Linked DNA regions of Homo sapiens: region 2 is linked to region 1. The links are chromatin contacts, found by Hi-C or POLR2A ChIA-PET in ENCODE. All regions are on one chromosome and are shown on one strand. The core of a region is the stretch at or near the end of the contact, and the rest is flanking DNA. Distances in the headings are between cores, read along the strand shown. Region 1 overlaps TANC2 (tetratricopeptide repeat, ankyrin repeat and coiled-coil containing 2). Region 2 holds the start of DDX42 (DEAD-box helicase 42).

Region 1 (3,610 bases), core at 548-3,047:
AGGAATCCCGGATTAGTTAGTCTTCCCTCTGGGGCTCTCCTCAAGTCTGGTGGCATCAGACCCCCTTCCACCTAAACCATCACCCACCACACACACACAGAGTCAAGAGGTCCTTGCTGCCAGGATGGAGAGGACCCTCTAAGAGAACACCATTCCACATTCCTTGTGCCCATCTGCTTTAGTTTGGCCACTGGGCAGAAAAGCTCCCAGAATAACCTAGAACCTGCCATCAGTGATCTTTGTGTAACTTGTCACTGTCTCTTATGCCTCCTGCCCTCCTCCTCCCCAGCTGCATGGGAAAGAACTGCTTCAGGTTCACTGCTATGGCCAGGGGCACATGGTCCCGAAAATCACACCCAGCTTGAGGCTAGTGATGGTGGTGGCAGTGATCGCACTCTTACCTAGCTGGGGCAACGAAGTCCTCACAGAAATCTGACTGAAATTCTCCTTCCCTCTGGGTAGTTCCTTTTTCACAAGGTCAGTTGCCCCTGTCAGGTGATATTAGTAGAGAAGATGGGAATGTCTCTGACAGTTCATTTCTTCATTTGTAAATTAGAGTCTCCTTGGAGTCAGCTCAGCTCCAGCCCCGAGTGACCTAGTCAGCAAGCCTAATGCCTGCCCCACTTTGATAGAGCAAATGGAGACACAGCAATTCTGAGAGATGAGGGTTAGAAAGGGCAGAGGACAGGGTTCTTGCCTAGAGTAGAACAGGCCTGAAATTTGGAGCTAAAATATTGAGAATATAAAGAAAAATTTCTGCTGGATCAGCAAGATTTTTAAATATGTAGTTTTTTTTGTTCCTAAGCTACTTGACAGTGACCCTGTAAATGACAACCCCACCCAACTCTCATACTGCCTGGTGTGTGTTTGGGCACCAAAACAACTTCCCGAAGGGCCTGGCTGGACTGACAAAATGGGGCATTTCTCCACTATTCCCAGAGAGGCCAGAAGGAAGATGGAGGCCGAATGGGTTAGGGAATCATTCGGACTCTTCCAGAATGAGTCTTCCTGTTTCCTTCCCTATAAATCCAACTAAACCGAAATACCCCAGACTCCCACAGACGCCACCACAGCTCTCTGAGATAGTGACCATGTTCTCAGCTCTTGGTGATTTCTCTGGATTCAGAATAACTCCAGTTCCTGTGTTCACATTTTGTCAAGCAGACAGTTCGCAGCAGCCTTAGAGGACCTGAACGAGGCCATCAAGCTGTGTCCCAACAACCGTGAGATCCAGAGACTTCTGCTGAGAGTGGAAGAAGAGTGTAGACAGATGCAGCAGCCACAGCAGCCACCGCCGCCACCGCAGCCTCAGCAGCAGTTGCCGGAAGAAGCAGAACCTGAGCCACAGCATGAAGACATATACTCTGTACAGGATATATTCGAGGAGGAGTACCTGGAACAGGATGTTGAAAATGTTTCCATTGGCCTCCAGACAGAGGCCCGGCCCAGCCAGGGGCTCCCGGTCATCCAGAGCCCACCCTCCTCTCCCCCGCATCGGGACTCAGCCTACATCTCCAGCTCACCTCTTGGCTCTCATCAGGTTTTTGACTTCCGGTCCAGTAGTTCTGTAGGCTCTCCCACTAGACAGACCTATCAGTCCACCTCACCTGCCCTTTCTCCAACTCATCAGAACTCACATTACAGGCCTAGCCCACCACACACTTCCCCGGCTCATCAGGGAGGATCTTACCGTTTCAGCCCCCCTCCTGTGGGAGGACAGGGCAAAGAATACCCAAGCCCTCCCCCTTCCCCTCTCCGGAGAGGCCCTCAGTATCGGGCCAGCCCTCCAGCTGAAAGTATGAGTGTCTATAGATCCCAGTCTGGTTCACCCGTGCGCTATCAGCAGGAAACAAGCGTCAGTCAGCTTCCTGGCAGACCCAAATCTCCATTATCCAAAATGGCCCAGCGGCCCTACCAGATGCCTCAGCTCCCTGTGGCAGTTCCCCAGCAAGGGCTCAGGCTACAGCCTGCCAAGGCCCAGATTGTGAGAAGTAACCAGCCCAGCCCAGCCGTCCATTCAAGCACCGTCATCCCCACAGGAGCCTATGGCCAAGTAGCCCATTCAATGGCCAGTAAATACCAGTCTTCACAAGGAGACATAGGAGTCAGCCAGAGCCGGTTGGTTTATCAAGGGTCAATTGGGGGAATCGTAGGGGATGGAAGGCCGGTGCAGCATGTCCAAGCCAGCCTGAGTGCAGGCGCCATCTGTCAGCATGGAGGATTGACCAAAGAGGATCTTCCACAGCGACCTTCCTCAGCATACCGAGGTGGCGTGAGATACAGCCAGACACCACAGATCGGACGCAGCCAGTCAGCATCCTATTACCCAGTCTGTCACTCAAAACTAGATCTGGAGCGCTCCTCCAGCCAACTAGGTTCCCCTGATGTGTCGCATTTAATCAGAAGACCTATCAGTGTCAACCCTAACGAAATCAAACCGCACCCGCCAACTCCCAGGCCGTTGCTGCATTCCCAAAGTGTAGGCCTTCGCTTCTCTCCATCTAGCAATAGTATCTCCTCCACCTCCAACCTAACTCCGACCTTCCGGCCATCTTCTTCCATCCAGCAAATGGAGATCCCACTGAAACCTGCATATGAGAGGTCATGTGACGAGCTGTCGCCAGTGTCTCCAACTCAAGGAGGTTACCCCAGTGAGCCCACCCGATCCAGGACCACACCATTCATGGGGATCATAGATAAAACAGCACGGACTCAGCAGTACCCCCACCTCCACCAGCAGAATCGGACCTGGGCAGTGTCATCTGTGGACACCGTCCTCAGTCCCACGTCTCCAGGCAACCTGCCTCAGCCTGAGTCCTTCAGTCCACCATCATCCATCAGCAACATTGCCTTTTATAACAAAACCAACAATGCACAGAATGGCCATTTGCTGGAGGACGATTATTACAGCCCCCATGGGATGCTGGCTAACGGGTCTCGTGGAGACCTCTTGGAGCGAGTCAGCCAGGCCTCCTCCTATCCCGACGTGAAGGTAGCTCGGACTCTACCTGTGGCTCAGGCATACCAGGACAACCTGTACAGGCAGCTGTCCCGAGACTCTCGGCAAGGGCAGACATCCCCTATCAAACCAAAGAGACCGTTCGTGGAGTCTAATGTTTAAAAGACGTTTTGTTGGAGTGAGACCCATATGTTTTCACTGCACATTTTCAGGCTTGGTTTCCACATTCGAGGTAGTTCTCTGGCTTAATTTCTCATGTAGTTTCTGTGTGGTGTTCAGAGGTGGCAGCCCACATGCTGAAATCCTTTGCATGCAGCCGACTGGGAAGCGGCCTCCCGGGAGCCAGGACTTCAGTTTCTCTTGTCTGTGCCCAGCCACATGCTCTCTCCCTCTCTTCAGATGCCAACGAGGAGATTTTCGTGCTGTGTGCTTTAACCCAGGGAGATCAGACACACTGGTCAGCTTTTTCCAGGAGACAATCGCTTTCACTGATGTTCTTGTTGTGTAATTGTCTTTTTCCTTTTTTAAAAAATAAGGTGTTCTTGTTCGTTTTCTTCTAGAAACTTTAGAAAGAGTGCGATGCCCCTTTGCCTTTGCATCCTTAGCCAGTGTCACCCACACAGCCAGCCGCAGCGCATTCTCATGCTGTGG
Region 2 (3,610 bases), core at 383-2,882, 350 kb after region 1:
CCACCGCGCCCAGCCTCCTTTTCAAATCCTACTCTTAAAACTTTTTTTTCATATAGAAGCAACTAAAAGTTAACACCGGAACAGTCAACTCGATTAACAGCCTGCCAAAAGATCCGATCATTTCAAATTGAATTTCCAATTAGAATATTCACACCATAGAAACACTTCTGAGATAACTCAGCACTATAATGGAGATCCTTCAAGGTTATTTAGGTTACAATCATCCAAGCCATTTTTACCTTGGTTTTCCCTCTTAGAAGTCTCCGCTGCACCTGTCAGTTCTCAAATGCACAAGTCCTTGCCAGACCACCCAGCCTCTATGACTCCTGAAGCAAGCAACACAGGACCAAGGAAAATTCACACAAGCGCTAACAAGTCTGGTTTGATTATTTTCTGCAAGCTCATCCAATAGTTCCTCAGCGACTGAGTCTAGACTTGAGGAAAGAGGACTGAGTGAGGCCATCATTCCTTGTTGTCATTTTAGATTAGGTCTTCCTGACAACGGCCAAAACGAGTATTCTGGAAATCATGCAGACTTTCCTCTGTCTCTTTATATGTGTTGGATACAAACACGTTTCATTTTAGAAACCTCCAGAAGAGACTGGCCACAGAGGTTTTTGCTTCTATTAAACCCCTTTGCCTAGTTTCTCCCCACCCAAGAGAATCAATACATCCTAATGTCATCCTCCGGCACACACTGTACATTTCCTCTAACTCTGCCCTTTTGGCTATCATTTGCTCACAGCTCCGTGGGAAAGTTCCCCCAAACCATTACAATTATCTCAACCGGACCGGGCTACAGGCCAAGCAACTCGGAGTCACCGCTCGGCCTGGCCCGGCCACGCCGACGAGCGCGTCCTGGCCCGCTCCTTACCTGTGGCCGAAGCCGAAACCCGGCCCAGCGCCCTGCGTCCGACACCCCTGCCCGGCCTGCCTCTCGGCCTGGCCGCCGCCTCCGCGATCGCAGCGGTTTTACTGCCCCGGATGCCTCTAGGACGCAGCCAGAACCGTAGCTCAGTCACGCCGCGCCTCTCTTCACGTAGCCTCCGCCGTCCGTTACGTAGAATGCGAGCGGCTCGTCAGCGCCTGCGCGCAGCCTGCGGGGCGGGACGCAACCCCGGGGAAAGCGCGAGACCTCCCTCTCTCCCGCCCGGCTGAGGCGAGGTGGGGCTTTTGGGAAAATTACATAATCCCCGCCCCTGGGCCGGAACTGCCCTCGCCTATCCCAATCCTCCTACCTAGGATTCCGTCAAGTTGACGTCACACGGAACCGGTGCTCCGGAAGCTAAAGGTGGCCATGCTGTGTGGGACCACGTGGCCAGAGGCAAGAGTGTCGCTCTAGTAGTATATGCAACAGTTTAAACTATAGGCATGTTCATGTAAATATGGTTTCTGTCCAACCCGTTTTCTCTTGGGATTTTTGGCTAGCCCCTTGACGCCACTTTTTCTTCATTCGCAGACCCACTTTCTAGATGGGTCATGAACACTGTCCACCCAACTGCAGTTTCCCGTCAGAGTATCTGAGGAGCCTGTGAGGCGTTCTGGAGCTTTAAGGTCAGGCGCCTTCCGGGAGCCGTAGCCCCGGCCCCGCCCTTCTGCCCGCGCGTTCCTCACTGCGCATGTCGCGTTTTTGTTCCCCTCCCCCCTTCAGCAACGGGCCGTGAGGCGGTGGCGGTGGTGGCGGTGGCGGCGGCGGTGGTGGTGGTGGCGGCGGCGGCGGCGAAGGGGGCGGAGAGGAAGGAGCGCGGCGGGACCGGGCCGGGACAGCGCGTACTTTGGGCTCCGGGATTCGCTCCGCGCCCGCGGTTGTAGCAGCTGCCGCTGCAGCCATAGCAGCAGGTTTGTGCGTGGGGTTTCTGGACGCAAGGCCGCCAGTCCTTGGGGGCACTGGAGGCAACTGCTGGGCCTAGCGAGGGCGGAGGAACCGCGGCCTCGCTTAACAAAGAGTCGGCAGAGCCTCGGGGCACCGGCGGCCGGGGTGCCGGGAAGGGGTGGGAGTGGGGGCTGAGGCCTCTAGGGTTCCTTCCTAGCCGCGTCGCCCTCCCACAGCTCCCGCTTCCCTCACAAGTCTTACCGAGGCCCAGTTGGCGGCTTTCCGGAGGCGGCGCCCCCTCGCCTAGGAAAAGGATTTGCAGGGTGCCCGGCTCCAGGGCAGGAATAGCGCGGGGAGAATTCTGACCCAAGGAGGCAGCGCTTGGGAGATGCAGGCCTCCGAATTTGGGGTCCTGAGAGGCAAAAGCTGCCAAATGAGAGGAGTGAAAAGATATAGGCGATGATCTTTGTGCAGCGTTGAGTAGGTCGATTATTAGCATCACTGTAGTCACACAAACTTTTTTGCGGCCTACTTGAGAGCGTATCTGATGTGAATAAATAATTTACATGGAATTGCAAACATATGCATCAAAAACAGGAGAAGCTGTCGAGAGTTTTGGGGAATTACATTCTCATCACTGAGAATTTCCCTCTTGCCCCCACTCCTATAGGCAGTTATCCAATTTCTTGTGGCTTCCCTGTGTTTTCTTTTTGTCAATGATGTTTCTATGTCTGTCCTCTCTCGTATACACACCCAGGACTTCCTCAAGCGCAGGGACTATGTCTTAAGGCGCTTTGCAGAGCCAAGCTCATTTCTGGCACATAAGAGGTGAGCAATGAGTGTTTCGTACAAAAATTAATGTTTATATTTTGACAGCTGGGAAAAGAAAATATATCTTCCTGTACCTGGAAGAAGCATTGTGTAGCCTAATGTGCAATTCGTTCATTCAAGGGGTATTTTTATTGGTGCCTATTCTCTAGCGCCGTTCTAGGTGATAGGGATAGGTGTTAGACCCCTGCCTTTGGGGAACTTAACTTTCTAGTAGCGGGAGGAGAGGCAAACAGATACATATATTATACTGAATGTTAGAAGATGATCAGTATCTTAGGGAAAAGAAAGCTGGAAAGGGGGTTGGGGAGGTGGTGGTGTTGGAATTTGCAATAAAGTGGTCAGGGAAGTCCATACAGACAAGCTGATATTTAAGCGGACTAGAAGGTGGAGTGAGAGCCTACGTTTATCTGGGGAAAGGAACGTTCCAAGCTAGAGAATAACAAACATAAAAGCCTTGAGGAGGACAAAGCTGGCCCGTTAAGAGTGTGAAGACCAACGCGTTTGGAGCACTGTGAGCTGAGGGAGTATTAGGAGATAAGGTCAGGGAAGAATTGGGGGAAGGGAGTGAGCGGAACAACCAAAGCCTTTTAGGCTGTTACTTAGGAAGGATCTGAGGGTTTCGATCAGAGGAATGATAATATCTGATTTATATTGTAACAATTTAATATAAGAGAGGAGTGCAGTTATTTAAATTTGTTTTGTTACATTGATAGTCATATAATCAGCTCTTAGTTGCTTTAAGCTGACAGGAGAAGGGATGCTTCTAAAATAACCATAACCTAGCATTTACTTGTATTTGGTTTAGAAGAATGTGATTACGTTCTTGAGTTTTTATTTAGATTCTCATCAAAGAACTGACCTGTATATAGTGTGTGAGGTACTCTCAAAGTATATGTAGAGTAGATGCTAATCACTGTCACTAGAACTCTTCCTTCCACCTCCAAAAATACAAGTGATAAAGTAATG

Evidence for each region. A loop is a pair of places that touch in the nucleus more often than their neighbours do. ChIA-PET counts read pairs that join two places held with the same protein, here RNA polymerase II (POLR2A). Pooled maps may share reads with other maps.
Region 2: a map of heart left ventricle shows a loop between it and region 1 (4-fold over the local background). The contact joins the promoter of DDX42 here to the enhancer-like site in region 1. A Hi-C loop is called at or near these places in 4 of 168 maps with a recorded cell type or tissue (HepG2, PC-3, heart left ventricle and 1 more), 3 of 37 single-sample maps with no recorded cell type and 12 of 50 pooled maps. POLR2A ChIA-PET finds 5 or more read pairs at or near these places in 7 of 52 experiments (CD4-positive, alpha-beta T cell, HEK293T, HepG2 and 4 more).

The regions. Positions count from the first base shown.
Region 1 is chr17:63,418,835-63,422,444 of GRCh38, forward strand. TANC2 (tetratricopeptide repeat, ankyrin repeat and coiled-coil containing 2) reads left to right here. Exons shown (of 28, transcript NM_001394998.1): 28 at 1,165-3,610. The coding sequence ends at 3,121. Among named protein-coding and RNA genes, the nearest start is that of CYB561, 26 kb to the right of the region's middle. Within about 2 kb of position 1,798, at least 2 of the 41 ENCODE cell types and tissues checked have a DNase peak (open chromatin) inside an H3K27ac peak, as active enhancers do.
Region 2 is chr17:63,772,538-63,776,147 of GRCh38, forward strand. It overlaps DDX42 (DEAD-box helicase 42), which reads left to right and starts at 1,633. Exons shown (of 18, transcript NM_203499.3): 1 at 1,633-1,839. It overlaps CCDC47 (coiled-coil domain containing 47), which reads right to left and starts at 1,060. Exons shown (of 13, transcript NM_020198.3): 1 at 875-1,060. RefSeq lists enhancers at 935-1,519, 1,232-1,541 and a silencer at 1,672-1,961.